Regions from separate parts of the Homo sapiens genome. Here regions 2, 3, 4 and 5 are each linked to region 1. Evidence: chromatin contacts called from ENCODE Hi-C or POLR2A ChIA-PET data. All regions are on one chromosome and are shown on one strand. Each heading gives the region's core, a stretch centred on a gene start or an enhancer-like site at or near the end of the contact. The rest is flanking DNA. Distances are from core to core; before and after follow the strand shown.

Region 1 (2,507 bases), core at 1-2,500:
TAGGCGATGCAAGTTATCTCTGGGGCCCGGAGGACACGAGTGAGGACCGGGCACCAATCAGGTTCTCGCTCTGCGCCGGCCTTTGTTCTCACTCGGGAGCAGGTTGCGGGCGTCTAGCATCGGGAACCCGCATTCGACTCGGACGCGCATTGCTAGCCCCTTCGGGAGACCTGGCTCCCCTACCCGTCTGTCCCGCCACACTCGGTCAGCCTGCGCTTTCCCCAGTCAAGTCTGCCTTCTCTCCGCAGAACGTGGACGCTAAAACCCTGACTTACCATTTTAAGCTTTAGAAGAGGTAGGTTTGTCCCAATAGTTTTAAACGACAATTTGTTCTCTGAACCTTCCTTTCTGAGCAGGGCGCTGTGCTCTGCATGTATCCGAACAGCTGCCTCAGGAAGGTCTTTTGGGTGAGAAAACAAGCCCCTTTGGCCTTTTAGTGCTGGACAAGTAAATGAACTTACATCTCTAAGATAACTGCTAGAAGGTGCTTCACAAACAAGAGGAAACCGCTAAACCAGAGGTTTTGTGTCTCTCCCCTCAAACTCGATTACTTGCGTAAATATATATATAACTCAGACATTTATCCCCTATCCGCCTCCCAAGCCTCAAGTAACTGAAATCTTTGCAAAACAAGGTTCACAATAAATGATGCGTAAAGTTCTTTGAGATCCCTGGATACAAAGTACTACATAACTGCAGTCTTCTTTACAGCTAAAGTTAGATTTTGGTGGAGAGAAAGCCTAACCACTGCCCTGAAGGAAGGAACATTTAATCCTCCCACTCCCCTCCCCCTTTCTCGAGAGATCAGGAAATATTTAGCTCAATCTTAGACTCTCTAGCGAGCTCTAGCTCCCAACTATTTATCTCATTCTCCTCACCACTTCTGCAGGGACCTAGAGAAGGGGGCGTAGCTTATCTTGGGGGTGGGGCTTGGAGGGCAGTATATTTGCATATGACACACCCTCGTCCTCTTATTGGCAGAGGAGAGCAAACTGTTCCCTGCTACCCTACTACTTAGCTAACCGCCACCTCCCTTCAGTTCCGAGCCTCGGAGATAAACTTAACTTGCCCGGAGATTCAAGGCTTCCTCGGCCCCTGCGATTGGCCGGCGCGACTCCCAGTCGGGCTCTCGTTGCTCATTGGCTGCGGGCTAGCGCCCTGGGGGCGTAGCCGGAGCTGTCCGATTGGCGGGAGGGGCGGTACCGGAGCGTGGAGGTGGTGAAGGTGGTGGGGCGGCGGAGGCGGGGCCGCACTGAGGCGCTGCGGCGGCGGTGGTGGCGGTGGCAGCGGTGGCGGCTGCTCGTCCTAGCCTGGCGGGGGCGGGGGTCTGGAAGATGGGGGCGGGTGGAACAACGGGCCGGTGAGGAGCAGCCGCCGCCGTCTCCGCCGTCGCTGGGGCAGCTGCCGCGGTGGTCGCCTCTGGCAGTGCCGCTAGCTTTCAGGCAGTCGCCTCTCCTCCCGACATCCCGCCTTGAGGAGGCTGAGGCGGAATCGCGGCTGGCGGCGGGGGGACGGACCGGCCCTGCAGTGGCCGCAGTGACAGCCCGGACCCGGCCCTCCGCCCGCTCTCGCCTCGGCGCCCGCAGCCACGATGAACCGGGGCGGCGGCAGCCCGTCGGCCGCCGCCAACTACCTGCTCTGTACCAACTGCCGGAAAGTGCTGCGGAAGGTACGGGTTCGGCCCGGGGTCCTGCCGGCGAGGGTCGCTTCCTGCCGGCCGGGGCTCGGGCGGCTCGTCCCCGGGCGCGCACTGGGGGAGGCTGAGAGGGATCCCCGGGCACCGTCCCTCCGCAGGGACTGAGAAAGGGGGCGTGGGTTGAGGGCAGGAGGGTTTGGACTACTGCGGCTTTTTATTTCCGCCGGGACAGACCCAAGTCTGGAGGGGTTGGGATATTTTTTCTTCCCTTGTTCCTTTTATTTGGTGCCTTTGCTCTCCTTTACGGCTCATTTCCCTACCTTGCTACCCCGGGTCGGCTCCTTGGGCGGAGGGCGGGAGGGATCCGTTCGATCCTCCTCCCTGTGCAGTTTAGCTGTTGATGGAGGTCGGTGTGAAATCAGAGCAGCTGGGTCGGATCCCGAGGAACCTGGCCCCTCTTTGCTGTGGCTAACTCTTGCGAGTGTTGTTTTTGTTTATTCGGTTGCTTCTGCCTTGCGCGCCTTGCTCAACAACCCCCGTTTTCAAATTGTTTGGATGGTAGTCCTGTGTCTGTAGTTCAGTCTCGAAAGGAACCAGTAAAGCATCTTGAACTTTATGCCCATGGGAAATGCAATTCGACCTGGCCAGTTCCTGAGGCTGGGGTTGGGGGAGGAGAAGACTGAGGTGGATGTGGGTTATTCCTCCTTAGCACCCCCCTGCCCCCGTGTTGATCCAGAAAAATGAGGCGCACCATCAGTTTATTGCTGCTTCCTAGAGTGACTGATAGAAAGTTTACTCCAGTATTGTTTAGCTTACTTGGCTTAATCGCCCCGCGGGGAAGGGCGAGAGGGATGGGGAAGGGAATGAAAAA
Region 2 (2,507 bases), core at 6-2,505, 460 kb after region 1:
AAAAAGGCAAAAATCTTCGAACAAAAATGGAAAAGGAAAGTCTTCCTAGTCATCAGTAAAGATAGGAAGAGTAGGGTGGGCGAGGCGCGGGAGCTTTGCGCAGATACCCGGGATTCTCGGCCTGGGGCTCTGAGGGGGGAAACTTGGACACGTCGCCGCGAGCGCAGTCCAGGTAGCGGAGGCCCTAGAGGTGCGCGCCAGGGCTCGTCTGCTCTGCCGCCGCGTCCTCCAGCCCGGCCGCCTATGGGGCACGCTCGGTCCCTGTCCCGGCACTAGGCCACCGTTCCGCTCGGCTGTCATCGGCCAACGTACCACTCTCCCTCCTGCCACAAATGTCACATTCCAAGAAAAAACAGTTCCATTTGGAAAGTTTAAATTTTCTCCCCGCGAAAGCAGATTATTGTAAAGGCAGCCCTAACAGGCAAGCGGGAGCTGGATGTAACTCTCCAGTTTGTCAAAGAAACTTGTCTGGGGAGAGAACAAAGAAGGAGCAGCAGCTAACGCGATCCGAGCGTCTGGGGCTGGGGTGCGACCCTTTCGTCGCCCCCACCCGCCAGAGCCGGGTCTGGCCGGCGGGCAGAAAGGGTCCAGTCCACAGCGCCAGAGCCCGTCGGGCGGGCCGGTGCGCGCGCCTTTGTCTCGCGCCGGGGAAAGCTGCACCGGACACCCCCTTCCGTCCCCTCCCTCGCCGCGAGACCCGCGCGCGGGCGCGGGCGCGCCTCGGAGTGTCTGGCCATATGGCTGCGCCCCTCAGGAAAGGCCAGCCCCGCGTCGGGCGCGCAGCACCCCGGGGCCCAAACCCCGGGGCCACAACTTCAGTCAACGTGGGTCGCGGGGCGGCAAGACGCTGAGGCCCGGCCCGCAGGCAACTGGACCTGGAGCGGGGCAAGGGAACCCGCTTAAAAACAACAATCTGGGATCTCAGCCCCGGGCCCCCAGAAGCTGCCCCCTTCCGTGAGCAGCAGGGGCCCGGGGAGCCCGGGGCGACTGGGTTCTTCGCGTGGGAGACTCGGAGACGCCCTCCCGGCACCTCGAGTGGGGGCTGGTTACCTTTCACCGCAGGCTCACAAGTTCCCCGGCGCAACTTTGCCCTCCACATGAGGCGATCATGGCTAGTTCAGTCCCTCGGCTGGGGAAGACGGCTGCCGGGCAGCGCGGGGAAGTGGCGCCGGACAATCAACCCCATTCACACAGGGCTTCACCTCCAGCCCCAAACCCGACAACCGCTGCTGGGTCCTAGAGCTTCTCGCGCGCTCCCGCCGCCGTCCGCGCTCCCCGCTCCCCGCGCGCGGGCCGGGGAGGGTCGCCCGGGCTCGTCACTAGAACCCTACACTCCACCCCCGCCGTGGCGCCCGGCCGCTGGGCCCTAGAGCCCGTCTGCAGACACCCGCCGCCCCTCCCCGGGCCGCGAGACTGCCAGGCTGAAATTGCCCAGAGCTCAAGCTGACGTGTCTCCCTGAGACTTAGGAGGGCGACAGCATCCCTTCCTTTGTCCCCTGCCGGGTTTTGATTAATTTCAGACTCACCAGTTCTCCCTCCACTTTGTCTTCCTTCCCCACCAGCCCAATGCCGGCCAAAATTCTGTTTCCGGATCTGCCCAAAAGTCTAGATTTGCTTAGGTTGGTTTTTTTTCTTCTTAAGTGGAATTTCCAGGTAGAAAGTGGCCACACTTTTCTCAGCATTCCCCAGGCCCCAGTGCTTCCATCACGCACTTGAGATTGGGCGATAAGCTGCTACTATGTGCTCCGTTGACAAACAGAAGGGCCAAAACAGACCTGACAGCCTCGGATATTAAATGTGTTCGCAGAACCGTACATCCTCTGGCCATAAATCCCCAGGCTGTTATCTGCCTGAGTAGAGGTAAAGAAAGTAAGCGACTCTGGGAAAATGTTGCCCCACCTCTTAAAATCAGGCTGTGCTGAGAACTACTCATCCACCTCATTATATTGGTTTATACTGGCGGCTCTCTGGAGCCCTAATCTGGGGTGCCCGAGCCTGCCCCATAGCACTTCTGCCTGGCTTTTTCCGGGCAGCTCTACTGCTTGGAGAAGAGAAAGCTAGGTAACTGTACAGTTGCTGCCCAGGATGTTAGTGGGAGAGTTAGCGCACACCAAGCCTCTCTTATCTGGTGCTCCCTGCCTCTGTTTACCTGCTATCTAGGTCCGGCCTTCAGGGACTCCTCCCTGGATTGTGGCAGTTCCCTAACTAGACTGCCAGCAGTTTTACCTCTCATCAGTTCTGGTGGGTTGCATGTCCTGATTCTGATTCCCCTGATGGGCCCTCCTACTGAGTAAACTCTGCTCTCAAGATAAAGCCCAAATGTAATCATTTAACAATTATTTATGAAATGCCTACTCCATTTAAAGTCATCTACCCTGGTACACACAAAAGAAACTTAGCACACAAAAGAAACTTAGAGCAGCTGACCAGCCCTTCAAGGATCTGTTATCTGTCTAAGAAGACAAGATGTGTGAACAGAAAACAGGCAAGCAACAAAGCAGGAGATC
Region 3 (2,507 bases), core at 3-2,502, 410 kb before region 1:
AGACTCTTTTGTGTCTGTGAGGGTCATTCCTTGTGCTGTATGTTGTAATGGGTTTGTTCATTTTCATTCCTTCATACTATTCTACCATAGTCATACCACTATATATTTATCCCTTCTTCTCTTGAGAAACATTTGAATTGTTTTCAAATTTTAGCTATTATGAATAATGCTGCTATGAAGATTTATGTACATGTTTTTTGGTTCAAATCTGTTGCATATCAAAATGAAGTTGCTGAGATTTGAGTCCGTGTATTTCCAGCTTTAGTAGACACTGTCAAGGTTTTCCAAAGTTGTTCTAACAATTTTATTTCCAGGAGCAGTATTTGGGTCCACTGATCCATCATTGCCACATTGCCAATTACTTGGTGTTGTCTATTTTTGTTGTTTTCAAAAATTTGGCCATTCGGGTACATATGTAGTCTTACGGCATTGTGGGTTTTGTTTGCATTTCTCAGATGATAATTGAGATTCAGCATGTTTTCATACAATTATTAGCCATTTTCATGTTTTCCTTGTGAAAGGGTATTTTTTTTTGTCTATTTTTGTGATTGGGTAGAAAAATGATACCATCAGCTCATGTGATTATCAATCTCTTTGGCATTTTTATCTCTAAGCTTAAAATAATTTTAAAAATACACTGATTTTGTTCATCTCTCTCTTGTGAGCTTCAGCAGTACAACTCCATTCACCAGTCAGAGCTCTCCTGGATGAACTGATCGAATGGAAGCCACAAACTAGCCAAACTAAGGACATGCCTGTAGGCCTGACAGTCCTGCCAAGGAAGGTCTTGGCTGAGACAAAGTTGTAATCCTTCCTCCTCTCTCTCTTCCTTTTAGCTACAAAATCAACAGATAAATAAACATTTCTAGAATTTTCTGTCCTGGTACCATAGCTTAATACATGTTGGCCATTGGCATAAATGTTTTCCAAGATGTTTATTTATCAGATTACTTTATGAACTAATTTGCTGCTTGAAATGACTACCTAGTGAAGTAAGAATTTAATTTTAGGGAGTCTCACAGATAATAGATAAAAGGCATAGTCTTCTGTTCTTTTCCTTCATGCCATTGGTAAGAGCTGTAAGACCAGTATTTTCCTTCCTCATTGGTTTTTGGCCACCTTTGCTGGTGCAACATCACATGCAATATAAAGCCTAAATCACCTTTCTTACTCTCAGGCTTCCTCACGAAACCAAAGCCTACTTGTGCAATGTTTCATTTTTACTTTCATGCACCACATCCTCCTCCTGCCCTTATTACATAACTGTTGAGAGCCCTATGTACTCGTTCCACCTCAGGCTATGTCATCACCTCAAGCCTTGGATGCTGTCCATGTTTGGATGGGCAACCTCCAAGGTGCATTTCATCTGCCCATGCTGTGCTTAGTGCCGCCAAATGTAGGGCCCCTGCCAGTGATGCATACTTAGGCTAATGGCCTATGGGCTTCTGGGAAACAAAAGGGCAGGTAATGGAGGGCAGCCATCAGAAATTGGCAGGAAACAAGGCTCTTTTTGAGCAAAACCTTTAAGAAGAACATGAATCAAATAGAATCTCAGAGGCTCTGGAAATATGATTGTGTTCTCATTTATATCTCTCAAGTAGAAAGAAATTGAAATAGATGGCTGGGATCCCAAATTTCCAAGTCCTTGACCTCCACTGTTGAAGGAACAGGAGGAAGAGATAATAGCAGGGACACACAGGGCAAATGCGCTCTGTTGCCCTTTATAAAACTTTAGTTTCAAACCTTATGTTCTGAAACAATAACAAATAGGCCAATTTTTCCTTCTATAGAGCAGTGCTTTTTGAATTTAAAGTTGGTGATTATGACTTCCTTGAGTTGTCTAATGAACATTTGAAAGTTGAATTGGGAATAAATTCGGAGATTCTTTGACCAATCAGTGAAATGTATGAGGCATGTATTAATAGTAAATTCCTCACATTATGTGCTTAGGGGTAGAAAAAATAATAACAGCCAACACGTGTATAGTGCTTACTTTGTGCCAAGCACTGTTCTAAAGGCTTAATCCTCAAAACAACCCTTTGCTGTATGTACTCTTATGATCCCATTATACAGATGAGAAAGATAAGGCTTAGAGGGGGTAAGTAGCAAAACCCAAGGTTACATGCTGAAGGAGTCACAGAGCTAGGATTCATATCCAGGCACTCTGGCTCCCTAGTCTATGTTCTCAGCCCAATAAACAATAAACTAATGCTGCCTACCTAAAAAGAAGTAATAGATTTCTTCTTTGAGAATATTGCAAATGAGATAATATTAACTATACATAATACATGTAGCTATGTCCTAAGAGAGATAATGGTCTGGGCTAAAATGGATAAAGAAGATGAAATACGAAGGAGCCAAGCCTCAGAAATTATGCAGAATTTCAATAGGTGCAGAGGAAGGTGAAGGTTTAGGATGTTTGTGGACCTTTAGCATCCCTACCCCCAGTAATTGCCAGTAGGAATCATCAAGCTTGTTGACTACCAAAAGCTTCTCTACATGTTTAC
Region 4 (2,507 bases), core at 1-2,500, 350 kb before region 1:
AGTAAGTCTTAGTTAAGGAACAGACATGTTCCTGATTGAATTTCAGAATTGCCATGAAGCAGGGGCTGACATATGCCTTGTATCATGCCTTGCCTCTTTTTAATATCTTGGGTATTTGTGGTGTTTGTAAGAATGATAGAAAAAGTGTACCTTTGGTTTATAAGTATTCAGATTGAGAAGACCCATATCGAAGGAACTGGACCTATGGAGACTTATTTGCTTCTGGATTTAATTTGGATGATGAGATTCTGAACCTCAGACCTAAATCTGATGGTCTTCTGAAGGAGGTTGGAGGTGAATATATTTACATGTATGAGACATTAAAAAAATTTGTGATGGTAGAGATGACTGTGGCAGTTTAAAAACATAGCTACAAATTCTTTAACACTCCTTCTACTGAGAGGTAGGGTCTAAGTCCCCTCTTGTTGAACCTGGGAAGACTTGTGACCAGTAGAATTCAATTATCCCCAGCAAGGAAACAGACAAGTTACTGAAGCCATCTGGGATCTTACAGATGAATCTGTCCCCTAGCTGCATATTGCCCAGTGATCTTTATTAACACCATGTGAAAGAAAAGAATTACCTAGCTGACCCCTGCCAAAATTCTTGACCCATGAACCAACAGATATAAATAAATGGCTGTTGTTTCAAGCCACTGCATTCTGGAGGTAGTTTGTTACACAGCAATATGTAACTGGAACACCGTCAAGACTGGCTTTAAATGCGCTGTCTCTGTGCTTCTATGAAACCCTGTCTTTTTAACCACACTGTAGTGAAATTACCTATTCACTGGTCTTTATCATCTTCCTAGTGAAAATTCCCTGAGGGTGAGGATGGTATCAAGAACAGTGGCTTTCATAGTAAGCACTCGATATGCTGGGGTTTTTTTCCTTCTCCCACCCAATGACTTGCTCTAATTAGCTGCATAGCCAAGGCCATAGTAAATGGAGATTCTTAAACATGTTTAGCTTTGTTTTTCTGTTCTTGCTAGGCTGAGTTTGGTTCCTCTGACTTCCACAGTTCCTGTAGGTCTGCTCTGTCTGTGAATATTTATGTGAGGGGCACCCACTAAAATAAGAAACAGGTCCAGGGTTGTTAATTCCTCTAGAAACACACATGGATCTGAAACCAAAGTGGATAATTACCGTGCAGAAACATGTTTGGAGTTTTGCCTCTCCCAGAACCTTTGAAAAATAGAACATAATGTGTAGCCAAACCCCAAACACCCCCGGGTTTGCACATCTCTAGTAATCCCATCCAGACACACTTACTTTCACATAATGGATTTCTGGTTCCAAGATTTTTCCAGTTTGAAAAACAACTCCTAGGAAGAATCGCTCTTCTGTGAGCAGTAGCCTATCTGATACTCCCACAGCTGCATGGTCACCCCAGAAATTTTAGGCCTGACCCTCAACCTTCCTGTCTGAAAAATACTCTGTTTAAATGTATGATGAGTCTACCTTTTCAGAAATCCTGGGATCAACCAGGCTTGGATCCAGCTCTGTCACTTACCAGCCATGTGACTTTCAGCACGTTTCTTAATCTCTCTTAGTCTGTTTTCATATAAGGAGAGAATAATGGTGTCCTCTTACAGGATTCTTGCAAGCATTAGATGAGCTAATGCATGTAGAACACTCAGCCATGTACTGGCACATATAGTCTCTCAATAAACTAATGAATGCTAGCTAGTTGTTGATATAACTGACACAACCTTCCCTGCTCTGCTCGCTCAATAGGGAATTATCAAACTAGATGGAGCTGAAATCTCCTGAAAATTGCCTGACTTGGTTCAAAGACGTGGGATTGGTCACAATGACCCTGGAAACCTATTAGGTTGCTTTTTAGAGGAAAAGTGCCAAACCAGCACTTGGTATTAAGTGTAAGGAGAGTGATAATATAGAGGAAAAAAAAAAATCCCAGTTTATTTTTCTGTAGTTCATGACCTGCCCCCATTTTCCTGTGATCTCTTCTTTTACCCGGTCAAATACAAACTTCTGTAGTGACAATGACCATATTTTCTGAACTGCAAATAAAGATCCATGGTCTCACAAATACAACTGTTCCTAAGGGGGAAACATGACTCAATATTTTAAATTGTGACTGCTCTAGAAAAATGTGGGACATATGGTGACCATACCCATGGTTCTCAAAGCCAGATGCTGACTGGCTCCAAGAGAAGAAAACCAAAACAATCAGAAATCCCTTCTATTTGCCAAAACAAATCTTGTGTCTCTCCCGGTGTTATTCCTGTAGCTATCTTTGTTTGAATTGGGCCTGTTCACCAGTTCCATTTCTGCTACCATCTCAGGGGAGGAGGGAAAGAAAATAGCTTCACGTTCACTCATGTTAGCATGGAATTCTTTTTTTGGGTGAATTTTAGGAGAAAAGGAAATTTGAAAACCTTTTTTATTTTGTGTTGTTTTTTCTTTCTTTTTTTATTTAGAGAGTCTTCAACTATACTTTTCCTTCTGGTCCTTCAATAATGAATAACAGTAATAATAATGTTG
Region 5 (2,507 bases), core at 3-2,502, 330 kb before region 1:
GCTGGAATATCAACTACTGGCTGACAGCAGTTATCACTCAAGCCTGCCTAACCACTTAAGCTAGAAAGATTAAGAGGAGTTGGAATCCAACAGACTTTAGTTCAAATCTGGGTTAACCAAATAATTCATTATTTGACTTTGGGCAACTTCTTAGCCTCTATGAGCTTTAGTTTCCTTATCTATAGAATGGGGCTTATAATCAGTACCCAATGCAAGTAATTGTTGTTTGGACTAAATACAATCTAAACAACAATAATCATGGTACACCAAGCCTGTCACTCCAGTTTATCATAATGTGACTTCTACTTGATTTTCCCATCTTTCTCCATGATTCCTTCCCCATTCTTATGGAAACTTCCTCATTCTTATGAAACTGCATCAGTTCCAACCTCACAGATGCAGTCACCAATCTGAATGTGCATGCACAGCTCCATCACTGTGACTTTGACTCTATAGTTCCTTTCACCTGAAATGTCCTATTATCCTTCTTCAAGACTCAGCTCAATTTTACCTCTTCTATGAATCGTTCTTTTACCAGGTCAGCTCCTAACTCTTTGATCTCCTGGAGAACTTATGGCTGAAAGCTATCCATTTATCATCCCGTTTTGAACATTTGCTTTCTTTAATATTTTGTATCCCCAACTAGATTGCACCCTCCCTGACCCAGTGTCTTACACATAGATGGCACTCAACAAATATTTGCTAAATGCTTTATTTTCCTTTTATGTCATTGGGTAACACTGAAATTCTAATAACTAAATGTAAAAAGACAACCTACCTCCCCAGCACCATAACCACCACAAAAGGCTGTACAGCTTAAGTTAAGGCCTGTCTTCTGCTTTTGAATTTGCAATTGGAAACATATGGTGATTTGGAACATAGCCATTTTTTTTCTTTTTTTTTTCTGTCTAAAGAAACCTTTAAAGCCTCACTAAATATGTCAAGAAACAGCAATGAAAATGTCAAGAAATTGTAATATTGCTTATTGCAAAACACACACACACACACACACACCCCACTGCTGATGTGTTTATGAAGTTCCAAGTTGAAAAAACAAGGGCTAATTTTAGATTCTGGTTTTTTCCTTCAAGTCATAATAAGAAAAAATACAAACATCAACTGAAACCCCAGTGCACAAAACCTCTTAGTCATACCCAGTAGGCACTTTCAAAAACCAATTTTCTAGAGAAAGGATTGTAATTCGTAGCTCATTGAATCACGAATCCTGCTGCCCTGATGAATAGAAGGGATTGAAAGAACCACCACTGGAGTCCTGTGGCCCAGTCTTGAATGCAGATGTCAAAAATGGGAGCCACGACTTGGATGTTGTTTTCTCACACATTTTCCAGCTCGTTGAAACCCTGCAGTGCTTAAGATGACTTTGAAGACCCCAACTCAGGAGAAAATGAGCAACCCAGTTCTCAGTGACAGGAATGCCAATCTTTTGACATCCTGATAATCATCACAGCAATCAGTGGGGAATCAGGTATTGAAACTTAGACTTCACTGGGGAAATTCCCATCCAGTGCAGAGGAGTCTTTATTAAGAAAGCTCTGACTTTCTAAACACTCTGGTATCAGTAGCTCAATTCTCATTGCGGAAGACAGAGTGGGGAGGCAGAGTGATTGTTTCTGGATAATCCTGCTTTCTCCAGGGGGAATTCCTGACTTCTGGGCTACTGGTGTCCCAGAAGCAATGCCATCCTCTCCAGAACCATCTCAGAAGAATGACATCATCATGCCCTTACTCTTTGTTCTCTCATTTCCCTGCTTTCTTATAAACATCAGTAAATATATTAAAGCCAAGGCCAACAGAACCTTCAAAAAGATGTCTGTGTGTCATAGAATCATGGATCCCTTATGTCTTTACTGGAACTTGCTTTTTTTTTTTTTTTTTACTGTAATCACTGGGGCTTCAGTGATAAGATACCTTCATCACTAGCCAAAACATTATTCAAGAACCAGTCGAAATCTCGGATTCTTTATGAGCCCTTCCTCGGCAACTTTGGTCTTCTGGGAACCTTCTCTCCTCTCAGCCTTAGAAAACGTATTGATTAAACCTTCATTTGTTATTCACTGTGAACTTCTTTATTTTTTTGTGTGGGCAAGACTTTTCTTCTCAAATCGGTAGTGTCTTGTCTTATTTTATCATAAAGTTTAACAGAACCCTGAAGCCAGATGATCTGCGTTCCAGTGTGGCTTTGACACTTTCTAGGTGTGCAACACTGAGCAAGTTACCTAACTTCTCTGTACTTCACTTTCTTTATCTGTAAAATGAGGCTAGTAATGATATCTATCTCATAGAAAGGTAATGAATATTAAAGCAGTTAATCGATGTGAACTGTGTGGAACAGGCCTAGGAGACAGTAAGCACTAAATAATGCTATATATTAACTCCCTCAATACCTCTCACAGCAGTCCATACCATAGCTGATTCATTCATTTAACAAATGTGTATTGAGTGGCTACTATATTTCAGGGACCATTTTACAAGTTAGTAATGCAGGG

Evidence for each region. A loop is a pair of places that touch in the nucleus more often than their neighbours do. ChIA-PET counts read pairs that join two places held with the same protein, here RNA polymerase II (POLR2A). Pooled maps may share reads with other maps.
Region 2: a loop to region 1 is called in a pooled map, with 19 times the contacts of the local background. The contact joins the promoter of AMOTL1 here to the promoter of SESN3 in region 1. A Hi-C loop is called at or near these places in 3 of 37 single-sample maps with no recorded cell type and 3 of 50 pooled maps. POLR2A ChIA-PET finds 5 or more read pairs at or near these places in 1 of 52 experiments (activated T-cell).
Region 3: a loop to region 1 is called in a map of naive thymus-derived CD4-positive, alpha-beta T cell, with 8 times the contacts of the local background. The contact joins the enhancer-like site here to the promoter of SESN3 in region 1. A Hi-C loop is called at or near these places in 2 of 168 maps with a recorded cell type or tissue (chondrocyte and naive thymus-derived CD4-positive, alpha-beta T cell), 1 of 37 single-sample maps with no recorded cell type and 13 of 50 pooled maps. POLR2A ChIA-PET finds 5 or more read pairs at or near these places in 6 of 52 experiments (CD4-positive, alpha-beta T cell, CD4-positive, alpha-beta memory T cell, HEK293 and 2 more).
Region 4: a loop to region 1 is called in a map of mammary epithelial cell, with 2.6 times the contacts of the local background. The contact joins the enhancer-like site here to the promoter of SESN3 in region 1. A Hi-C loop is called at or near these places in 5 of 168 maps with a recorded cell type or tissue (MCF 10A, aorta, ascending aorta and 2 more) and 13 of 50 pooled maps. POLR2A ChIA-PET finds 5 or more read pairs at or near these places in 6 of 52 experiments (CD4-positive, alpha-beta T cell, CD4-positive, alpha-beta memory T cell, MCF 10A and 2 more).
Region 5: a map of GM12878 shows a loop between it and region 1 (3-fold over the local background). The contact joins the enhancer-like site here to the promoter of SESN3 in region 1. A Hi-C loop is called at or near these places in 5 of 168 maps with a recorded cell type or tissue (GM12878, aorta, ascending aorta and 2 more), 17 of 37 single-sample maps with no recorded cell type and 19 of 50 pooled maps. POLR2A ChIA-PET finds 5 or more read pairs at or near these places in 11 of 52 experiments (CD4-positive, alpha-beta T cell, CD4-positive, alpha-beta memory T cell, GM12878 and 7 more).

The regions. Positions count from the first base shown.
Region 1 is chr11:95,229,945-95,232,451 of GRCh38, reverse strand. SESN3 (sestrin 3) reads left to right here and starts at 1,250. Exons shown (of 10, transcript NM_144665.4): 1 at 1,250-1,669. The coding sequence starts at 1,592. LOC100129203 (a long non-coding RNA gene) reads right to left here and starts at 2,266. Exons shown (of 6, transcript NR_110295.2): 1 at 1,957-2,266; 2 at 879-1,327; 3 at 276-400. RefSeq lists enhancers at 1-231, 232-871 and silencers at 1,227-1,376, 1,387-1,696.
Region 2 is chr11:94,767,104-94,769,610 of GRCh38, reverse strand. It overlaps AMOTL1 (angiomotin like 1), which reads right to left and starts at 1,255. Exons shown (of 13, transcript NM_130847.3): 1 at 1,051-1,255. The coding sequence starts at 1,099.
Region 3 is chr11:95,640,481-95,642,987 of GRCh38, reverse strand. No RefSeq gene overlaps it. Among named protein-coding and RNA genes, the nearest start is that of FAM76B, 150 kb to the left of the region's middle. Within about 2 kb of position 1,252, at least 5 of the 41 ENCODE cell types and tissues checked have a DNase peak (open chromatin) inside an H3K27ac peak, as active enhancers do.
Region 4 is chr11:95,575,399-95,577,905 of GRCh38, reverse strand. No RefSeq gene overlaps it. Among named protein-coding and RNA genes, the nearest start is that of FAM76B, 210 kb to the left of the region's middle. Within about 2 kb of position 1,250, at least 3 of the 41 ENCODE cell types and tissues checked have a DNase peak (open chromatin) inside an H3K27ac peak, as active enhancers do; they include mammary epithelial cell, where a contact is called at or near this core.
Region 5 is chr11:95,555,441-95,557,947 of GRCh38, reverse strand. No RefSeq gene overlaps it. Among named protein-coding and RNA genes, the nearest start is that of FAM76B, 230 kb to the left of the region's middle. Within about 2 kb of position 1,252, at least 2 of the 41 ENCODE cell types and tissues checked have a DNase peak (open chromatin) inside an H3K27ac peak, as active enhancers do; they include GM12878, where a contact is called at or near this core.